Linked DNA regions of Homo sapiens: region 2 is linked to region 1. A link is an interaction called in ENCODE POLR2A ChIA-PET data of the cell type or tissue named here. Cell type or tissue: GM12878. All regions are shown on one strand. Links, peaks and the distances in the headings refer to the core of each region. The heading gives the core; the rest is flanking DNA.

Region 1 (5,380 bases), core at 235-5,234:
AGGAAATGTCTTCAAGGTACCATGTGTATTTTGTTTATGTGACTAAAATACAGAACCAATTATTTGTTGATGGTTCTTTTCAATGTAACTGTAAATTAGAAAAATTGAGTAATGAAAGTTATAGCATTTGAAACCTTCTTCATGTAAAATTAAAGGGGCAATTATATTTATAAGAGAACTAGTATTTATTGAGCATCTCCCAAGTACCTTTTACTTTGCAAAAGGGGAGAAAATTTTGTTGAAAGCCAAAAAAACAAAACAAAAGAAAAGGTGAGCCTTGTCAGTGAGACCATAACTGTTTGCAAAATGCTACTAACTTTAGAACCTAGGTATCTACTCAAGATAAATTTATTGAATTTTCCTTGTAGATTCAACATGATTAGTGGAAAGAGCATGGGCTTTGGCATCTGGTCAACTTGGGTTTCATCCCTAGATCCAACTGTTAACAACTTTATTGCTTTATGGAAGCTATTAAACTCTGTGAGCCTCTTTTACATCACCTATAGCATGAGGATAATAATTATCTAAAGTGCTTGGTACATAGTAAATGCTTAGTAAATGATAAATGGACCAGGTGCCGTGGCTCCTGTCTGTAATCCCAGCACTTTAGGAGGTCAAGGCAGGAGGATTGCTTGAGGCCAGGAGTTCAAGGCTGCAGTGTGTTGATCAAGGCACCCACATATGGATTAGGAAAGCTGTATTTTGGGCATTTGTTACCATTGGTGTTTTTATAGCTCCCCTAAACCTGAACCTCCCAGTTACGGTAATCGTATCAGTTAGGATTAATTTGTTGTGATTTGAAAGATTGCTCAAATATGTTTTTCCTACACATGAAAGAAGTCCAAAGTTGGACAGTTCAGGCTTGGTATGGTGGGCCCTGAAGTCCTTCTGGCTCTCCTCGATGCCATTCCTTGGATGTGGCACCCTCCTGGCTCAAGATGGCTCCAGGTAGCCAGATGCAGGACAAATCGAGAAGAATGCCTCCCTTTCCCTTAAGGAGACTTCTGGAAGCACCATAAAAGGCTCGTATCACATTGTTCAAAGTGTCACCAACCTGGCCATCCCTAGCTAGAAGGCTGAGAAATGTCATCATTTAGCTGATGCATAGTTACCCTAAGTAAAACGGGTTCTGTTACTGAGAAGAAAAGGAAGAGAAGATTTTTTTTTTTTCTAAATACATGACAGATTAAAGAACACTAGATTTTATGGCAGGCATCTTTTCGTCTTTACCACTGTGCTGCCGCTTTACCACATAGAATTTAACTACTCAATTATTCCCCAAGACTTTTCTATTTTTATTTATTTATGTTTATTTATTTATTCTTAGACAAGCTCTTGCTCTGTCACCCAGGCTGGAGTGCAGTGGCATGATCACGGCTCACTACAGCCTTGACCTCCTGGGCTCAAGCAATCCTCCTATCTCAGCCCGCCACACCTGGCTAATTTTTGCGTGTGTGTGTTTGTTTTTTTGTTTTTTTGTTTTTTTTTTTGTAGAGACAGAGTCTCACTATGTTGCCCAGGGTGGTCTTGAACTCCTGGGCTCAAGTGATCTGCCTGCCTTGGCCTCCCAACGTGTTGGGATTACAGGTGTGAGCCCCTGTACCTGGCCAGTTTTAATTTTTGTTAGCAGAGTTGGTGGGGATCTCCACTGTTGACTTTTGTCTCTCTGTCTTCTGGTCATTTTTGCTTCTATTATTTGACTCCTAGCAGGAGATCTTTTAAAAAACAATTAACTGTATCCTAATGAAGAGTGATTAGGAGTTTAAGCTCTGGTTTTTTCATTTATTCATTCCATAAATATTGTGCACTCATTGTGTACAGGCTGCTTTGTGTTATTGACAATGTGAATCATTACTGATTATATTTCCCTTTTTTTGACTTGGCTTCCTGGGGGCACAGAGTCAAATTTGTGACTCAGTTGGATTGAGTACAAGCCTTGCCCTGTCAAACTTTCTTTTTTTCTGTCACCCAGGCTGCAGTGCAGTGGCACGATCTTGGCTCACTGCAACCTCTGCCTCCCTGGTTCAAGTGATTCTCCCACTTCAGCCTCCCAAGTAGCTGGGATTACAGCCGCCTGCCACCATGCCTGGCTATTTTTTGTATTTTTAGTAGAGATGGGGTTTCACCATGTTGGCCAGGCTGGTCTCGAACTCCTGACCTCAAATGATCCACCTGCCTCGGCCTCCCAAAATGCTGGGATTACAGGCATGAGTCACCATGCCTGGCCCCTGTTAAACTTTCTACCTAGCAATGTGGTTAGTCTTCCCATCCCACTGTATAGCAGTTTCAGGATGATGCTGCCTCTCTAACTTGGAGTGCTGAACAGGAAGTAAGAGTTGGCTTTACGGTAGGCAGCTGCCAGGCTAGCATAAATTCTGGCATACCAGAAAATCCCTTTGATCCTTCCTAAATGCTTGTCTTACTTTGTGCCAAATGACTAATGATTTAAAGCAGTGGTTCTCAACCCTGCCTGTATATCAGAAACACCCACAGAACTTTTAAAAATTATCTAGAGAAACTGCCCCACCTGACATTTTGATTCAGTAGCCTCTGGTGTAGTTTAAAAAGCTCCACAGGGGAGCTCTTTCCTTTCGCTGCTGTGGCTGCAGCCTTGAGTATGCTCAGGCTTCAGAAGAGGCTTGCCTCTAGTGTCCTCTGCTGTGGCAAGAAGAATATCTGGTTAGACCCCAATGAGACCAATGAAATCACCAATGCCAACTCCCGTCAGCAGATCCGGAAGCTGATCAAAGATGGGCTGATCATCCGCAAGCCTGTGATGGTCCATTCCCCCGCTTGATGCCGGAAAAACACCTTGGCCTGCCGGAAGGGCAGGCATATGGGCATAGGTAAGCGGAAGGGTACAGCCAATGCCCGAATGCCAGAGAAGGTCACGTGGATGAGGAGAATGAGGATTCTGCACCGGCTGCTCAGAAGATACCGTGAATCTAAGAAGATTGATCGCCGCATGTATCACAGCCTGTACCTGAAGGTGAAGAGGAATGTGTTAAAAAACAAGCAGATTCTCATGGAACACATCCACAAGCTGAAGGCAGACAAGGCCCGCAAGAAGCTCCTGGCTGATCAGGCTGAGGCCCGCAGATCTAAGACCAAGGAAGCACACAAGAGCTATGAAGAGCACCTCCAGGCCAAGAAGGAGGAGATCATCAAGACTTTGTCCAAGGAGGAAGAGACCAAGAAATAAAAGCTGCCCCTTTGTGTGTACATACTGGCCTCCGTGATTACATAGATCAGCCATTAAAGTAAAATAAGCCTTTATCTGCTTGCAAAAAAAAAAAAAAAAAAAAAAAAACAACTCCACAGGTAATTCTGATGTACATTTGAGGTTTCAGGGCTTGTACCCATGTGGACTGGAAATGATCTAGGGAGGATTTGCACTTTGTTCCTTATCTGTCACACACTGGAAATCAGATCTTTCTTGAAAACCTGTTTTGGCCATGGAAAAAGCAGATGGGGGGAACAATATGATAGTAGAGTCACTTGGGTAAGAGAGGCAAGAATACTGAAATGCTTTAGGGGAAACTTATTTACTCGTGATTTATGTAGAGCTGGCCTTGCTTGCCTATTTTGCCAGCTCCCATTGTGGGAAATTTTTCCTTTGAGCAAAAGAATCTGTTTAACTGGAGCTTCAAGCTCTGGGAAAAGTGCTGAGTCTGCATGTGGCCACCATTAGTATCATGAGTTTTCAGCTTCTGCTCCTTGGGCCAGTGAAGGGAGATAAAGGGAAGTCAGGTAGATTATTATTTTCAGAATCAGGAGACTATCAATGAGTCTTCTGAGCTAATGAGAGCCTTCTGGTGACTCCAGGAGGGTTAGTGAGGCCACAAGGAACTATGAGGTCGGGTAGGAATCCTGTTTTGAATTAAGAGTTCTGCACTTTGGGAGGCCAAGGCGGGCAGATCACGAGGTCAGGAGATTGAGACCGTCCTGGCTAACATGGTGAAACCCCGTCTCTACTAAAAATACAAAAAAATTAGCCGGGCGTGGTGGCGGGCTCCTGTAGTCCCAGCCACTTGGGAGGCTGAGGCAGGAGAATGACGTGAACCCGGGAGGCGGAGCTTGCAGTGAGCCGAGATCACGCCACTGCACTCCAGCCTGGGCGACTGAGCAAGACTCTGTTTCAAAAAAAAAAAAAAAAAAAAAAAGAGTTCTGTGAATTCCAAGATCAGGCCTTCTCTTACTCAAATAGAACAAAAACACATTCCAGAGTTTATTCTGCTTCAGTTTATTCATACCATTTCCCTCAGCTTCCTTATCACATTAGTGTAGAAATGCAAAAATGGTATACATGTATATCCTACTATCTCATTAAAACTGTTACTGTTTATAGCATAATGAAACAGTGGCTTAGTTATTCAGTGCTTACTATGTACTGTGTGCCAGAGACTGGGCTAGGAATTATGAAACTGAGGTTTAGGATGATGAGGGGCAAAGTTGGGAAGCATTTATTTTAAGATGTTTTCAATTCTTTTGCCCCATCTTCTGGTAATGTGGTTTTTCCTGATAACCCATTCAAGCATATTTTAGTTATATTCATTTTTAATATGCTTTTATAATTTGCTACAAACTTTCTGCTATTCTTAAACAGAGGCTACTGAATTGAACTCAGGGATCTTAAAGTCCCTTAGAACCTCAAGATTCTATTAACCTTTTGGGGATATCTCTAGCCTCACTCTGACCCTGTTATTTACAGTGTACAGAAGACTCAGGAGATGGCTGAACAGGGTCTGATGTAGTCATGTCCTGGGCCTTGTTTCCCTGTAAAAGTCTCACTGTTCGTTTATTTTTTTGTCATTTTTCTCCCAGAGGATGGACCACGCATGACACTGCGGGCAGAATAACATGTCTGCCCCTTTGCCAAATTCATTTGTGAGTGAATCAGGGTTCAAGTAACCTCTCTAGTGACTTTGTTTCTTTCCATCACCCTCTCTGTTGCCATCAGCGCCCTTTAACTTGTTGGCTGAATTCAGAAAGTTCTGAGCTTTTCAGTGTCTCTGACCTGCTGGATCACAGGACTCTTGCTGTCACTGTGGACCGCTCAGCACTTAAGGAAAAGTATTCCTCACCATCTTGAGAATTTGGCCAGTATGTTTTGGAAATGCCTTATTCTAAAGTCTATACCATTTTCATTAATCAGAGCTGACACTTCTGTAAATGTGATACTGAGCCAAAATCTATATGGTTTCTTATGATTTTTTTCCCTAATGGATTTTGAATCCCTGGAGGTCAGGGGTTCATATTCTCCACAGCAACTGGAGAGCTAGGACTTAGATAAAGTAGACATTCTAACAATGTTTGTTAAATGCAACTTTTAAAATGCTTTAAGTAGAAGCCCTTACAGGTAATATCTGGAATCTTTTTA
Region 2 (5,380 bases), core at 297-5,296, 72 kb after region 1:
ATGTTCTCCTGAGGAGTCCTTCACTCACCTCTGCTAGCACACTAGCAGGAAGTGCAAAGGAGCAATCCTCTGGGCCCCACACACCCACCTTAAACTCATTACCCATTTCTTCTAAGAGAATATCAAGATGAATTCCATTCTGCCTCATATCCTGTCTGTACATTTATTTATCTGACTCAATTTCCCAGATGGGTTTTATACTTTTTTTTTTTTTGAGACAGAGTCTAGCTCTGTCGCCCAGTCTAGAGTGCAGTGGTGCCATCTCAGCTCACTGCAACATCCGCCTCCTGGGTTCAAGCGATTCTCCTGCCTCAGCCTCCCAAATAGCTGGGACTACAGGCACCTGCCACCATGCTCAGCTAATTTTTGTATTTTTAGTCGAGACAGGGTTTCACCATGTTGGTCAGGCCGGTCTCGAACTCCTAACCTCAGGTGATCCACCCGCCTCAGCCTCCCAAAGTGCTGAGATTACAGGCATGACCCACCACAGCATGACCCACCATGTCTGGCAGGTTTTATACTTTTCTAAAACCCATCTTCTGCAAGCCTTGGAATACATAAATAACCTTTCATTAAAGTTTTCCCTGTATATTTAACCTCTTCTGAATTTCATCTACCTGTCCTAAATAAAACCTGATTTTCTACCTACAATATCATTTTCCTGCAAATCTCTTGAATAGAGACTGATTTTTTTAAAAATCAGGCCTGGCTTGGTGGTTCATGCCTGTAATCCCAGCACTGTGAGAGCCCAAGGCAGGTGGATTGCTTGCCAGGAGTTCAAGACCAGCCTCGGTAACATAGTGAGACCCTGTGTGTACAAAAATTAAAAAAAAAAAAAAAAAAAAGCTAACTTGTCTTAGTGGCTCACACCTGTAGTCCCTGCTACTCATGAGGCTGAGAGGAGAGGATCACTTGAGCCCAGGAATTTGAGGCTGCAGTGAACTATGATTGCACCACTGAACTCCAGCCTGGGTGATGGAGCAAGACCCTATCTCTAAAAAAATAAAAAATTAAAAAACATTTTAAACAATCCTGCTTGGTCCCCTGGGCTTACTGAATCTGTTGATAGATATTTTTCATCCGTTTTAGAAAATTCTTGGTTCTTTTCAAATAGTACTTCTATTCAGTTCTCTCTTTTCCTTTTGGAACTCCAATCGTACATATGTTAGCTTTTTTTTTCTTTTTCTTTACCTTGTTCTACATGCCTCTTTTGATCTCTTCTGCTTTTTCCCCATTTTCTTCTTTTTGAGCTCAAGTTTGGATCTTTTTCATTGATGGTTTTCAAGTTTACTAATTTTGTTTTATGCTGTGTCCAGTCTACTCTTAAATACATCAAATGAAATCTTAATTTTAGACATGTTTTTCAGTTCTAGAATGACAATTTGATGTTTAAATAAATTCTGATTATTAGAATTATGCATCTTTTCATTCAGTTTGCCTTTTTCTGTTTTCTTTATTTGTTCTCTCCAAATCTGTTAAAATTTGATCCCCAGTGTTGGAGGTGGGGCCCAGTGGGAGGTATTTGAGTCATGTGGGCAGATCCCTCAAGAATGGCTTTGTGCCCTCCCCTGTGATAATTAGTGAGTTCTCCCTCTATTAGTTCACCCAAGAGCTGGTTGTTTAGAAGAGCCTCCCTCTAGCTGTTTCTCTTACTCCTTCTCTTCCCATGTTACATGCTGGCTCCCTTTGCCTTCTGCAGTGAGTAAAAGCTTCCTGAGGCCTTCGCCAGAAGCCGAGCAGATGCTGGCACCATGCTTCTTGTACACCCTGCAGAACCCTGAGCCGCATACAACTCTTTTCTTTATAAATTACCTGGCCTCAGGTATTTCTTTATAGCCGTGCAAAATGGATCAACACACATGTTGATGGTTGTTATTTTAAAATTATTGTTTGTTGCTTATGCCTGTAATTCTAGCACTTTGGGAGGCCGAGGTGGGTGGATCACTTGAGGCCAGGAGTTCGAGACCAGCTGAAACCCTGTCTCTACTAAAAATACAAAAATTTGCCAGGTGTGGTGCACGCCTGTAATTCCAGCTATTTGGGAGGCTGAGGCATGAGAATCGCTTGAACCCAGGAGGCAGAGGTTGCAGTGAGCTGAGATCACACCATTACACTCCAGCCTGGGTGATGGAGTGAGACTGTGTCTCTAAAAAAATAAATAAATAAAATAAATACATAAAATTAAATCATTGTTTGTTAACTTGAATATCCAGATCATTTGTGGGTCTGCTTCTATTGCTTATTTTCTTCTGTTGATAATTCAAGACATTTTCCTGCCTTCATACATACCTAGTAATTTCTTTTTTTTTTTTTTTTTTGAGACAGAGTCTTGCACTGTCGCCCAGGCTGGAGTGCAGTGGCGGGATCTCGGCTCACTGCAAGCTCCGCCTCCTGGCTTCACGCCATTCTCCTGCCTCAGCCTCCCGAGTAGCTGGGACTACAGGCGCCTGCCACCATGCCCGGCTAATTTTTTTGTATTTTTAGTAGAGACGGGGTTTCACCGTGTTAGCCAGGATGGTCTCGATCTCCTGACCTCATGATCCACCTGCCTCGGCCTCCCAAAGTGCTGGGATTACAGGCGTGGGCCACCGCGCCCAGCCCATACCTAGTAATTTCTTATTTTTATTGGACATTGTGTGAGAAAAGAACAATAGAAGTTCCAGATGATATACTCTTTCGCCAGCAAAGGTTCGTCCTTTCCTCTGTATAGGGTACAGAGCTCATGACCTCAGTCCAGGAAGGGACTGATCTGTGTTGAGCTTGGACTGTGGATTTATTTGGGTTCGGTTTACATCTGGTTCATCCCTATTCCTCAGGCATAGCTCTTCTGGGCTTTTGATTGAGAAGCTAGCCAGTCTCTGTCTCCTCAGACTGAAAGATTGTGAGAGATTTGGTTCTGCTCTTCGGAGGTATTTAAGCTTAGCTCTTTAGTTTCCCTTCTAGGCCCTCAACTTTTATATATGTATATATATTCCCCAATTTAAAACTTTTAAAAGTAAACTTTAATATCAAAAATGCAAACTTGGGGAGGGCATAAAAATCACACACAAGGCTGCCACTTCACACTTCGAGGGTTGCACAACGGCCGGGCAAAGGCGCTCCTCACTTTCCAGATGGGGCGGCAACCAGGTAGAGGCGCTCCTCACTTCCCAGAAGGTGCAGCGGCTGGGCAGAGGCGCTCCTCTCTTCCCAGACTGTGGGGCAGCCAGGGAGAGGTGCGCCTTACTTCCCAGACAGTGGGGCGGCAGGGCAGAGGGCCTCCTCACTTCCCAGAGGGGGCGACAGCCAGGCAGAGGTGCTCCTCACTTCCCAGGTGGTGGGGCGGCCGGGCAGAGGTGCTCCTCACTTCCCAGACGGTGGGGCGGCCGGGCAGAGGCGCTCCTCACTTCCCAGATGGTGGGGCGGCTGGGCAGAGGTGCTCCTTACTTCCCAGATGGCGTGGTGGCCGTGGGCCCTCAACTTTAAAATCTGGCAAGTACATTGAAGGTTATGCTGGCTGTATGTTTGAGGCAGGCTTCCTCTTCCTTCCCTGAGATTATGAAAGACTCACTCTGCCTTGTAGGAGTTGATGTTCTAGCTCCTCAGCCTCCTGTGTGAACACTCCCAGAACTCACTGCCTTATGGGAGACAGTGGCCACACTTGGGGCACCTCAAGTTTCTAACCTGTCATGTTACCCCCGTGCCACCACCATAAGCCTATTGGTTTCTCTTCCCATTTGTAGACTTTCTCTGCCTGGGCCCAGCCCTGTCCTCTTTCCTACCCAGAGCTGGCACACGTTCCCAGGGAAAAAAAGCAGCTGTGCATTGTCAGCTCACTTCAGAAAAATTTCCTTCCCCTGGAATTCCATGGCTCGCCAATATCTTTTTTAAATGTGATTTTTGTAATGTGTCTGTTTTTTTCTAGTTGTTGTAGCAGGGTCATTGGACCATGGTGACTTTCCACATCCTACTCAGATATGAAATCCTAGGGAGACTGTCTTGTTTCACTCCTCAGTTTACCTCAGATCTAGAGATAGGTTAGGTGTCTTCCTTGGCTCCCCATTTCCACTTCCAAACTATGTATCTTCCCTCCTTTTTCTAAAGTCTCAGCTTCTTTGTAGTTCATAACATCAGATTTAGCACTCACTGTCTTCATTATGTACCAATCTCTATGTTTTGTTGGTAGCATTAGCATCTGGCTCACCATCTTCCTTTTTCTCTACTCCTGTCATTGTTCTTGTGCCCGCAGTATTCACAGGGATGTTCCGTTCACATCCTTGACCTTTCTTCCAGTTATCTTTGCTTTCACCGTTCCTCAGTCATGTCCTTCTATGGTCATACTCTTAACCATTTTATCCTAAATTGCTGTACCATCTCTGAAATCTCCATTTCTTCATCCACTTATCTCTTAATTTCTTAGCTCACTCACATTGGAGCTTCTACACTAGCACTTCTTCAACTGACTCAAACCACCATTTCATTCAATTATCTTTGCACTGTCAAATATTACTCTTATGTCCTTATTTCTCTCTTTACCCATCTTAGATTCCTTGGTTCATCATTATTGTGGATGTCTATTACCTAAATGTCTTTACAACATTTAGTGATTTAAAATAACAGTATTCATTTTATTATTGCCTCTCACAGTTATGGGAGTTGACAGAATATTATTGCTTGAGATCCCTCATGCACTTACATGTCAGAGTGGCTGAGGTTAAAATCATCTTGAAGGCTTCCTTACCTACATGCCTGGCAGTTGATGCTGGCTGTCGATGAGGACCTCTCCTGAGACTGACAGGTAGAACATCTATGTGTAACATCTCCATGTAGCTTGAGCTTCCTCACAGCGTGGAGGCTGGGTCCCAAAACAGGTGTCCAAGAGACAGAGCCAAGTAAAATCTCCTTTTATAACCTAGCCCCAGAAGTTACTCAACATCACTTTCACTGTATTCTCTTCATTACAAGTGGATTATTAAGACTAATCCATATTCAAGAGGAGAGGAATTAAACCCCACCTCTTTATGTAAGAAATATCATTTGCAGACATGCTTTTAAAATGCCACCACACCATCATTATGATCACTTTCAAATACGATTATCTCCTTTACCTGTTTCTCCCTCTGTCCTATTGATGTGACAAACACCCATCCCTGGTAAAACTCAAATATCCAGCAGTCCGTGCTTACCCCTGAGCAACTGAACATTATTTAAAGGAAGAACACACAATTAAACTGAATTGTGTCACTTTAAATTCAATCCTCAGTTGTCAAATGGGCTCTCAATATCCATAGTCCTACATTTCCTAGTATTTTCAGTTTCTGACAATTCCATTACACCCACAGTGAAAGAGTAGACAAAAAAAAAAAAATTCTTGGGAGGCCGAGGCGGGCAGATCACCTGA

The links. Peaks named below come from ENCODE experiments on the same cell type or tissue, not always from the same donor. Only the 100,000 strongest peaks of a DNase experiment are listed, where the experiment ranks them.
Region 2: POLR2A ChIA-PET joins it to region 1 with 5 read pairs; 22 of 35 experiments call an interaction of 5 or more read pairs at or near these places.

Annotation. Positions count from the first base shown.
Region 1 is chr7:103,139,171-103,144,550 of GRCh38, reverse strand. The region is part of intron 1 of NAPEPLD (N-acyl phosphatidylethanolamine phospholipase D); the gene reads left to right. It overlaps LOC105375434, which reads right to left and starts at 2,785. Exons shown (of 3, transcript XM_047421168.1): 1 at 2,710-2,785. The coding sequence starts at 2,785. It also overlaps the pseudogene RPL19P12. In GM12878, for the core only: no CTCF peak of the experiment used is centred there; a DNase peak (open chromatin) is centred at 2,341.
Region 2 is chr7:103,067,017-103,072,396 of GRCh38, reverse strand. The region is part of intron 1 of FBXL13 (F-box and leucine rich repeat protein 13); the gene reads left to right. Among named protein-coding and RNA genes, the nearest start is that of FBXL13, 5.1 kb to the left of the region's middle. In GM12878, for the core only: no CTCF peak of the experiment used is centred there; no DNase peak of the experiment used is centred there.